2 separate regions of the Homo sapiens genome follow, and region 1 is linked to region 2. The links are chromatin loops, found by intact Hi-C in ENCODE. Cell type or tissue: Caco-2. All regions are shown on one strand. Each heading gives the region's core, and the rest is flanking DNA. Links, peaks and the distances in the headings are about the cores only.

The links. A loop is a pair of places that touch in the nucleus more often than their neighbours do. Peaks named below come from ENCODE experiments on the same cell type or tissue, not always from the same donor. Only the 100,000 strongest peaks of a DNase experiment are listed, where the experiment ranks them.
Region 1: it touches region 2 in a loop (5-fold over the local background); 56 of 110 quality-filtered maps call a loop at or near these places.

Annotation. Positions count from the first base shown.
Region 1 is chr17:81,384,586-81,389,942 of GRCh38, forward strand. It overlaps LINC03048 (long intergenic non-protein coding RNA 3048), which reads right to left and starts at 797. Exons shown (of 4, transcript NR_164137.1): 1 at 544-797. RefSeq lists enhancers at 1,405-1,973, 3,358-3,917, 3,918-4,477, 4,478-5,035. In Caco-2, for the core only: no CTCF peak of the experiment used is centred there; DNase peaks (open chromatin) are centred at 2,796 and 4,511; H3K4me3 peaks cover 1,861 bases.
Region 2 is chr17:81,307,375-81,312,731 of GRCh38, forward strand. LINC00482 (long intergenic non-protein coding RNA 482) reads right to left here and starts at 1,874. Exons shown (of 4, transcript NR_038080.1): 1 at 1,811-1,874; 2 at 256-470. It overlaps TMEM105 (TMEM105 long non-coding RNA), which reads right to left. Exons shown (of 3, transcript NR_165247.1): 3 at 3,891-5,357. RefSeq lists an enhancer at 2,238-2,297. In Caco-2, for the core only: CTCF peaks have their summits at 2,068 (motif pointing right) and 2,268; DNase peaks (open chromatin) are centred at 1,967, 2,307, 2,844 and 3,339; H3K4me3 peaks cover 1,072 bases.

The sequences.
Region 1 (5,357 bases), core at 243-5,242, 77 kb after region 2:
GATCTCAGCTCACTGCAAGCTCCGCCTCCTGGGTTCGAGCGATTCTCGTGCCTCAGCCTCCCAAGTAGCTGGGGCTACAGGTGCCCACCACCACGCCTGGCTAATTTTTGTATTCTTAGTAGAGACGGGGTTTCACCAAGTTGGCCAGGCTGGTCTTGGACTCCTGGCCTCAGGTGATCCACCCGCCTCAGCCTCCCAAAGTGCTGGGATTACAGGTGTGAACCACCACGCCTGGCCTGTTTTGTTTTCTGATTGCAAAATGAATACATTTCAAAAGGGAAATTTGAAAAATATAAAAAATCCTTAAAAAGAGAATAAAACCCACCCATCAACCCATCATGCTATACCCAGGAACACTACCTCCAGCTTCCAGGACCCCCAACCTCAGCCAAGGGTCTCCACATACTTCTCTCTTCTGTAATTGGGTCTTCCCGCGGAGGCTGGGGCCTGGGCGGATGGATGCCCAGGGTGGGGGCTACCTCCTCTGGACTGCCGAGACCTCCCCAGCAATGAGGTGCCAGACCAGGACCGGGGTGAACTCACCATGAGCTTCTGTTGCCGTCTGGGCCTGGGCTGGGAGCAGGAATCTCTGGGGAAGGCCAAGCATGTTTCAGAGTCATCGGGATCAGGGCCACCCTCTCCCTCCCCCAGTGTCTGCAGCCATTTTCATAGGAAAAAAACTGGGTTTAACAAAGCTGTTCCAGACCTCCTGACCTGAAACTGATTTCTACCCTTCCGTGTGGCCCTAAGGCTCCCAGGCACGAGGCGCATAGCTAGGGGAAGACAGTGCCTCTGACACCCATTTAAGAGTTAACTGAGGCCAAAAAGCCGCTCTGCACGCCCCTCTTGTTCAGAGGCCCACTGATCCCCTGGTCCCGTGGTCACCACGGGGTATGGGTGCAGACAAAGCCGTGTTCATGGAAGCTCCGGGCCTGATGACAGTGGCACAAGGACCCCATTCTCTGCTGTCTCCAGCTGCATCCCCTCCCCCAGCCGGCCTGACATCAGAGACAGCGGGTCAGACATCCCGGGATCCCCCACTCCCACCCCAGGGCGCAGGCTCAGCTGCTGGGGCTCAGGGAAATGCACAAGAGGGCCTGTGCTGGGGAGACAGGGCGTGGATGAACTGCCTGAGTGGTGCAGACAGCTGCAGCTTGGCCCAGCAAGTCTTCAGTGGGAAGCTGCCTGCATTTTTACAACTGATTTTTGAACCTGAAAGTGGAGGTTCACATCCAGCCTGTTCAACGTAATCTTGTTGGTTCCAGTCCAACGTGACCTTTTGGAATCTGGTTTCCAGACTCTTGCCATATATTAGCAGTTCCTCCCGGCTGCAGGCTGCGATCTGCCTTGCTGGGGCCTCATCCCAGAGAAACAGGCTGGCCGGGAGCATTCGGAGGGGCTTCCCAGGAAGAGCTGGACCCTGACACATCTTTCCGTGGGTGCTGTGGCCAAGACGCCCAATGGCTGGTCATGAGGCCCATTTTGTTCTGCTCCTGGTCTACAAGGCAGAAGTCGGGACGCATCATGTCTGCCCCAGCCAGGAGTCTTAGGGTTGTCCCAGGCCCAAAAGTCAGCCAACCCTAGTACTAGTTTTCCAGAAGAATCCAGAGCCTACGCACCCAGGCCCTCAGTGTGAACAAGGGCACGTTATTTGCTCTCACAGTCTCCTTCTGCTCATCTGTAAAATGGGCATGGCCACCATGCCCTCTGTGTCCCAGGCTGTCTAGAGGGTTGAGCAGGCAGGGTAGGATCTGGTACCCACCATGCCCCCGATGCCCACGCAGGCCAGAGAGGGGAGAAATGGAGTTGGCTGAGGCCTGGCCCTCCAATGCCCTCTCTGGGCTCTGAACCAGGGCTCCGTCCGTCCCCTGGGGCTGCCTCCCGCAGGCCAGGGCTCCTTTATCCTCCCCGTTGAGCACCTGGGGCGCGGGGATGACAGCCTCATTTCCCCAAGCAGCCCCCACAGGGCTCCCTGGATTCCTCTCTGACAAGCACATGCGCCGGCTCTGGTCTTGGCTCCGTGTGCCCCAGCACGACAGAACAAGTGCGGCAAGACCCAGGCCTGCAGGGCGGCGGCAAGTGCCCGGAGGGGCGGAGGCGGGGGTAGGGGGTATGCCGGCGCCCGGCAGTGTCGCTGTCCCCGCGCCACCGACCCCACCCCGGCGTGACCTTCCCTGCCGCGCGCCCAAAGGCCAGCAAAGCAGGCGGCGCTTTTAAGGACGCGGCGGCGCGGCGGGTTCGGTGCCAGGAGGCGCCGGGGGGCGGAGGGAGGGGGCGCTCGAGGCCAGAGGAGCGACCCCCGGCAGCCACCCAGGCGCGCCCCGCTCGTCACTCGCTCTCTTCTCCCACTTGCGCCGGCCGGGGGCGGGGCGCGGCGGCGAGGGTGGGGGCTGGGCAGCCGGGGTCCTCCCTCCCCCGCTGTGCTGGAGGCAGCGGGGCGCTCCCCGGAGCTGGGGCGCGGAGGGAGGGCCGAGGGCGCGTCGGAGCCTCATCCGGCCTGGGCCCTCCGAGCGGGAGCGACCCGGGTGCGGGGCCCCACTCTGCCTGGTCGCCCCGAGCGCGTGGAACGCGAGCCGAGGTTCCGCCCGAAATGCGGCCGGCGAAGGGGTGCGGTCCGGGCGGGGTCGCGCGCCCCCAGCACGCTGCCTGGGCTCTGGAATCTGGGAGAAGCCTCCAGCACGGGCTCCCGAGCGCACAAACTCAGGGACGCCCTTCCTCCCGTCCCTGGTCCCCTCCCCGAAAAGCGAGGGGGACGGGCCTGGAGGGAAACGGATTCGGTTTCGCTCCGCTCTCGTCAATTTTCTGTTTAATGTCACCGGGCCCCACTGTGGGAGTAGGAAGCGCGTCACCCGGGCCATAAATTTGCGGTGATGGCGCCTCCGGCCGCCTCCCCAGACGGAGGGACAGGGCCGACTCCGGAGCAGGTGGGGCCGCCGAGACTCGACCTCCGCGGTAGGCGCTGCGCGGCTTCTCCCGACGCGGGTCCCGGGCGCGCTCGGCCGCCCCTCCCGCCGCATCCGCCCGCGCCCGGCCCCGCCGCGGGATTTCCAAAGGGCTTTTGTTCCGGGCTTGGATGTAGAGGCTTTGATTTTTTTACCACCCGCCTCAGGAGACTTTTTGCTTGGAAAAGTCCTGCTATTAAAACAAAAACAAAAACCAATCAATTCCGGAGGGAAGAAAATGCCTCCAGTGTGTGTCTGCGCTTCCCCCGGGCCGAGGACGGTGGTCGGGGCTGCGTATTGCCCGGACCCCGGGTAGGGGAGGCGCAGAGACCCGGCCCTAATGGACTTCGCTCGGAAAGGCCCCGGCGGAAGTGGCCGGGAGAGCGGGCGGCTGCGTGGGTCTGGGCCCTGGCCCGGGGCAGGCTCCTCTGGCCTGCCTGCCTTGGCTGCTTGGAAAGGGATTTCTGGGGAGTCTCCCTTTGGGGGCACTTTCCCCGAAACTCCTCTCCCGCCTGGGGAATTACCCCTGCAGCGGGTACTGATGCTTCATGAATTGAGATGGAATACGTATTTGTTCAGGCCAGAAAAAAAAAATGAATCTATTGAATGATTTTTAATTTAATGGATCAACTGTCCTGTTAACAAAAGAGGCGGTGGCCGTGTTTGGCGCCAGGCGGGAGGCAGCAGTCAGGTGGTCCAGGGGCTGGAGGTGAGGGCTTTGCCGCAGGCGCATGCTGCTCTGTGAGAACTCCGAGGAATAACTCACTGGAGGGCTATAAATGCTGAAGGTAACCAGGCCAAGGACTCCAGTGCCCCCAGAAGTCGCAGGGGAGAGACAGTCTGTCCCCTCTGGTCCAGCCCAGGGAGGGCCTGCAGCCTCCCCATGGGAGCCATGGCCAAGGGGGAGAAAGGTCTCCAGGGCTGGAGGGCAGGTGGGCGGTGGGGCTCATCTCAGGGGCAGGGCGTGGGGGTTTGTGGGCCAGGACCCACCCAAGGGCTGGGTCTGGGAGGTGCTTGGGGAGCCCAGGGCGACCTGGTGTGTGCCCTGCGGGATGCCCCGAGGGCTCCTGCTTGTGTTGCCAGCACCTGCCCTTGGGAGCCGTCAGCTGGGGCCACGATGCTGGCAGGGTGAGGCCTGGCAGGGTCTGGGGCTTTTGGAGGGTGGGGGCTAAGGGAACCCCTGGTGGAAGCTGCCTTCAGGGTTCCTGCCTGCCTTGAGGATGGGTGATAAGGGGCTGGGCCCTGCCCTCCTGCTGCCTGGGCTCTGTAACTGATGCTCAGAGGACCGGGTGGAGTTGGGTGGGAGACCTAAATGCTCCACGGTCCTGTAGGTCTCAGCTGGCCTGGCCCCGCCACCCAGCCCACACCCTTCCCCTAGGGCCCTCTCACCAGTGTGAGAATAGGCCTGGGGAAGTCTGGGCCCGGGAGGCCCCCGACCCCCACTGTCCAGACACCCTGACAGCGACACGTGTAAACACCGCCAAACAGTGGAGACAGGCAGCCCTGCCGCCCCTCCGCCTCTGCAGCCAGGCCTGGTCTGGCAGGGAGTGGAGGCAGGTGTCCTTGCAGGGAGGGCCCGAAGCCAGGCTCTGCCTTGGAGGATGCTCCGGAAGGACCACATAAGCAGTGCCCTCGTTTGGATTGGTCCTGCCTGAGCATTGTCCCCAAGCAGGGCAGTTTCAGCCACTAGGCCCTCCCAACCCCCATCTGTCTGATCTGGGCTTTCTCTCCCGGGTCTGGCTTCCTGTCCTCATCCTCATGGGCAGGAAGACGGAGGGCTGTTTCGGGTCAACCTCCTGTAAGGAAAACCGATTACTCTTTATTCCAGCAGATCCCCAAAGCGCATCCCTTGGCCCAGAGATTCCCAGAGAACCCTGCCCCTCCAGGTCCACCCCCAGACTGGCTGCCTGGGGGGAAGGAGCCGGCCTTTAGGGAAGGCAGCCTGGCATGGTGGAGGTTCCCTGGGCTCCTGGGCCTTTCTCCAGCCCTCCAGCCGCAGAGGTGACAGTGACCAGGGGGCTGGAGGGGCAGCAGGACAATGGTGAGTGGAGGGGGGCTGGGAGGCTCCCTCCTCAGCCTGGGGGTCCCTGGCAACTCCCACCTTCCTTGATCCCCTCTAATAATTGCAACAATAACACTGTCACTAATAAAAAGGCAGGGGAAACCAGGCAAAGGGGCGCTTCTGCCCTTTATGAAAATCACTTTAATTTAACCCAGATGGGTCTTGTTGATAACCTCATACAATGAGCACCCTGAATTATACTTTCCGTGAGAACACACTAGTTATATTTAGCCACAAATTACGACTCTGTGTTTAACAAGCAACTTTGAGAGTGGGGAGGGGGCCGGGCAGCCTCCTGACCTGGTTGGACAAAACCGGCAACTGCAGCAATGGAGACCCCCTCGCTGGAGGGG
Region 2 (5,357 bases), core at 137-5,136:
CCCTCCTCCTTCCCTTTCTCTTCCCCCTTCCCCTTCCCCTTCTCCCCCTTCCCCTTCCACTCCTCTTCCCCTCCCCCTCCCCCTTCCCCTTCCCCTTCCCTTTCTCCTTCCCCTCCCCCTTCACTTTCCCTTTCTCCTTCCCCTTCCCTTCCCCCTTCCGTCCCCCTTCCCCTTCCCCTTCCTCTTCCCCTCCCCCTTCTCTGAATCAGGGTCTCACTCTGTCACCCAGGCTGAGGTACAGTGGTGAGATCATACCTGGGACCACAGGTGCACATGGCTAATTCTTGTATTTTTTGTAGCGACAGGGTTTTGCCATGTTGGCCAGGCTGGTCTCAGACTCCTGGGCTCAAGTGATCCACCAGCCTCGGCTTCCCAAAGTGTTGGGATTACAGGTGTGAGCCTCCATGCCCAGCCCCAGCTGAAAGCTTTTCAGTAGTCTTTTACCTTCCCTCCTTTCTCCTTCCTGCTGCCTGGAATGCAGATGCAATGGCTGGAGCTCCTGCGGTTGCTATGGAACCATCCTTGACTTCTCCCTTTCAGTCACACCCCTCATCCAATCTATCGGGAAATTCTGTTGAGTCCATGTTCAGATATCCACAGCTTGGACCACTTCTCCCCACTTCCTGTGTCTCCACCACGATCCGGGTTATCTCTCTCCGGGATCGTCATGTTCTCCTCACTTCCGTCCTGGCCTCCCCATGGTCTGTTCCCACCCAGCAGCCAGAGGGTGAGACCATGTCAGCCTCTGCTCAAACCCACCCTCAGCCCAGGTCCTCACAGGCACCCTGCAGGATGCGCCCTGCCTCCCCTCGGGCCCTCCCAGCACCCCCTAGCTCACTGCCTGGCAACCCCACTCCTGCTGGTGGGCCTACAAAAGCTCTGTAGCATTTGCTGAGGAACAAATGAAACCTGGACCCCAGGGATGGAGGCCGTGGTGGGGGGGCACCATGGAGAGGGGGAGGCACTGTAGAGGTGGGGACACCGTGGAGATGGGGGGGGCGCCGCCCCAGCCCGGCTGCCTGCCCACCACCCATTGAGCAAGCCTCTGGTATTTAAGCCACTGTTTGATTTAGGGCCCAATGAACGAAGCCAGCCAATAGCAATCTCTCACTGTTACCCTCTCCATTTTATAGATGGAGAAACCGAGGCTCAGAGAGGCAACGCAGTGTGCTCAAGGCCACAAGACTTCTAGGTGTGGGCCTGGGCTGCATGCAGGGTGAAGGTTATCATGACCCCCAAGCTCAGGGCACCCCAGGGATGCAGCTCTGACCCCTGCCCTGAGGATGGGACACTCCAACCCTTTCTCTTTTTTTTTTTTTTTTTTGAGACGGAGTCGCACTTTGTTACCCAGGCTGGAATGCAATGGTGAGATCTCAGCTCACTGCAACCTCCGCCACCTGGGTTCAAGTGATTCTCCTGCTTCAGCCTCCGGAGTAGCTGGGATTACCGGCATCTGCCACCACACCCAGCTAATGTTTGTATTTTTAGTAGAGATGGGGTTTCGCCATGTTGACCAGGCTGGTCTCCAACTCCTGACCTCAGGTGATCCGCCCGCCTCAGCCTCCCAAAGTGCTGGGATGACAGACGTGAGCCACCGCACCCGGCCAAACACCCCAACTCTTTCTGCTGCATTGAGTCCAGCAGGGTGCCCTGAGGGACTGGCCCCGGGGACATTTTCAGCCACTTTAGGGAAAAGAAGACGTAATGCTCACACTAACCGCCCCACACCCGACTCCAGGCTGGCCTGGCGCCATACCCTCGGGGTCTCCAAGAGAGGCAGGGCTGGTCCCCACCCACCACCTCCCCTCACCTTGGTCTTGGTGTGTGGAGCCCTTGGCCAGGTCCCAGGCAGTCGTGGGTAACACCGCAGACGTGTGTTACCCAGGGCGGGGCCCCTGAGAGCTGGGGTGGTTCAGAGCCCGTCCCCACTCCGGGAGCAACGTCAGGGCGGGGCGGGGCTGGACGGACAATGTGACCTTTGCAATGTCCCCGAACAAGAACTGCAGATGGTAATCACGGCCACCAGGAGGAAACTTCCTCTGAATCTTCCACTACCGTGGTGTAACTAGGGAGGGTGTTGGAGCATTCAGCGAGATAAAAAGCCTGCTTTTGTCTACACTTTTTCCGTTTTCTAAAAATTCCAGACACAAGGGGAGAGCTGCCCAAACACAGAGGTGGAGAGGAGCCTGTCCGGACACAGGGACACAGGCAGCTCCGGCAGTGACCACTTGGGCCTCAGAGAAACTCACAGGTGGCCACTACTCCTGTTTGGAGCTGGAGGCAGATCATCTGGGGCGCCTCGGGGTAGGGAGGAGCTGGTGGACAGCACGCCCCACTTCTTCCCCAGCCCCTCCAGGGGGAGCTGCCATTCCGCAGCTGGTCCACCCAGCCCCAGGAAGGGGGAGGCTCCCCAGGACAGTAGCCCAAAGAGCAGAGGGTCTCCCCGAGAAGGTGCACCCCAGGCAGGGCTTATCCACATACCACTAGGCTGGGGGCCCTGCTCCGGGGGGTTGGGGTGGCTGGAACCTTAGATGGTCCCATCCTGTTGGGGGGCTTCCTGGGCCGCTTTGCTGCTCCCAACTGTGGAAGGTTCTCTCTTGCCTTCCCTTTCCTGCTGTTAGAAGCACCCCAGCCCCTCCAGGCAGCCCCCAGGGCCCGAGTGATGAATCACTGACTTCTTGCCAGGCTCCGGTCGTGATGCGGGGTGGCAGAGGGATGTGGGCAACGCAGCTGGGAGTCCCGGGGCACAGCCGGGCTCTCTCCAGGCTCCCCATCCAGCAGCTGCGCACCCCCCCAAACACACGCCGGGCTCCCCGCACCCGGAAGCTGCCCACAACCGGCAGGACAGGTCGGTGGGCCCCGGGGAGGAATGCAGGAATGCTGCGTGCCCAGGCGAGGGGCCCTGCGCCCGCCCAAGGGGCTCTCCAGCTGCGCAGGGGCCGGGGCGGATGGAGCCGGGGTAATTAAAGCTGGTGACAGCTGAGGAGGGATAGAGACAGGAACACAGGTGGGGTCCCAGGCCCCTCCGCTTGCTCCCCAGGCAGAGGGCTGGAGCGGCCCCCAGGAGAGTGCCACCTTCGTGGGGCAGGAAGAGAAGGTTGCAGGGGCACTGGGTGTCAGTGGACATTGAGGTCTAGGAGAGGCCAGCTCTCAGCTGCAAAGGGCAGGCAGAGTCACCATGTGCCGGGCCTGGCCGGGCCCTCCCAGTTCCCATCCAGACACCCAGACACCCAGACACCCAGACACTGGTCTCGTCCAGGCCATCACGTGGTCAGGAATGGTGTCTGCCTTTGATAGGTGAGGACCCGGGTGCTGTAGGATCTGCTGCTCTAAATGAAGGCAGGCGGTGCTGCCCCAGCGGGAGGACAGCAGCTCCAGGCCTGACAAGGCTCTAGGCCTCAGCTTCCTTATCTCTCCCGAGCCCAGGTTGACATCCCTTTCCCACCTTCCACAGCCAGAGGACTAGACAAGTGTCTTCACCGGAGCCTCGTTTCCTCATCTGAAATATAGCGCTAACCACCCCTCCCTCCCGTGGCTGTGGCAATAAATTAAATGAAGCCCACAGAGGACCTAGCACACAGTACGTGCTTAATCAATACAGAACCCCTCCCCCAGCACTGCCCGCCCTTCCCCTGGAAGCAGCCACGCTTACCTCCACCACCTCCTCTCCATGGTCATCAAACACTCGTGACAGGCCGGCCTCCCCCTGCTGAGACCCTGAGAGGTCCAGGCCTCTGCTCCTCGTCTCTGCCACGCCTGGTGTCATGAGGGTGAAACAGGCCCTTGGGGGACGTTCGGACTGGCTTCCTGTGATGGCCGCCAGCATTAGTAGCGTTGTTACTGCTGCCTGGACACACACAGACGCCTCACAGAGCAATGCAACATGTGGGTGAAGTTTTCAGATAAAATCGGAGATTTAATAGAATTCCCGCAGGGTGCTGAGCTCCAAACCCAGGCCACACATGGCACACGCAGGGCCTGTCAGGGCTGGGGCTGATGACCAGGGTCAAGGGGATCCCAGGGCCCTCCAGCTCTCCCCCAGCTCCTGATGTGGAGGGGAGGGAACTCCCGCTCACCCCCAGAGAGAAGGGAGTCCACACACCGCATCTGAGCTGGCGGTGGGCAGGGTACCCACCTCGGTGAGCAGCCTGGGGTGGGCCTGGGGTCAGGCTGAGGTCCCGGTGACAAAGGCTGGGGAGGTGGATGCAGACAGCCTCCACTTTCACCATGGCCTCCCTCCTCTGAGGCCAGGCCTGGGATGCTTCTGCCCCACAGCTCCGGTCCACCTGCCAGGCCTGTCCGTCCTTGGATGAGGGCAGGGAGAGGTGGGGTGGCCACTGGCAAGTAGAGACTTCAAAAGTGCACGGTGGCCCTTCCACGCCCTTTGCTTCTTAGCCCCCAACCCTCTGCCAGGCTTTCTCCCTTTTTCCCACGCCCCGCACAGACAGGTATCCTGCCCTCAGCATCTCACAGGGGTGAGTGGCAGCCAGGAGCAGCAGCAGATGCCTGTGGGGAGATGAGACGCCCTCAGCTCCCAGGCCCCGCTCCTGGGGAAAAACAGGGCCCCAGGAAGGTGCCCCAACCGTTCCTGGGGGCCCCAGCCCCGAACAGGGGGTCTTGAAAGGGAACTCTTGTGTGGTGAGTGCCCCCTGAGGGCTGAGCCACAAGGTCACCTTGATTTCTCAGCGGACGGAGGCTGAGCTGGCTAGGGTTCCAGGCTGGGTGTGGGAGGGTCACCCCAACAGGCGATGCCCGAGAGGTGTCCGGGCCTGGCTTTCCACGAGGAAGAACCAGTCCCCTGTGCCATCTGCAGGGCTTGCCACACAATCTGGGGACCCGGTGCAGGAGGAGAATTCCTGGCCACTTGTTTAGGAGGCAGGAAAAGGGCCGGGCGCGGTGGCTCACACCTGTAATCCCAGTGCTTTGAGAGGCCGAGGCGGGTGTATCAGGAGTTTGAGATCAGCCTGGCCAACATGGTGAAACCCCGTCTCTACTAAAAATACAAAAATTAACCGGGTGTGGTGGTGCACTTCTGTAGTCCCAGCTACTCGGGAGGCTGAGGCAGGAGAATCGCTTGAACCTGGGAGTCGGAAGTTGCAGTAAGCCAAGATCGCACCACTGCACTCCAGCCTGGGTGACAGAGCAAGACTCTGCCTCAAAAAACAACAACAAAAACCCGCAAGTTCAGAGGTAAAATGATTAAGAATTTCAGGACAGCCTTAGCCACAGGCCCCTCTGATGCCAGGCCCTGGGCAACTGCCCTCCTCACCACCCATGCAGCCGGTCCGTTTCTCGGTAAAGACTTTTCTAGAAGTGTCAGCTATGGGTCAAGGCTTGGGAGAGGGGCCAAGAGAAGA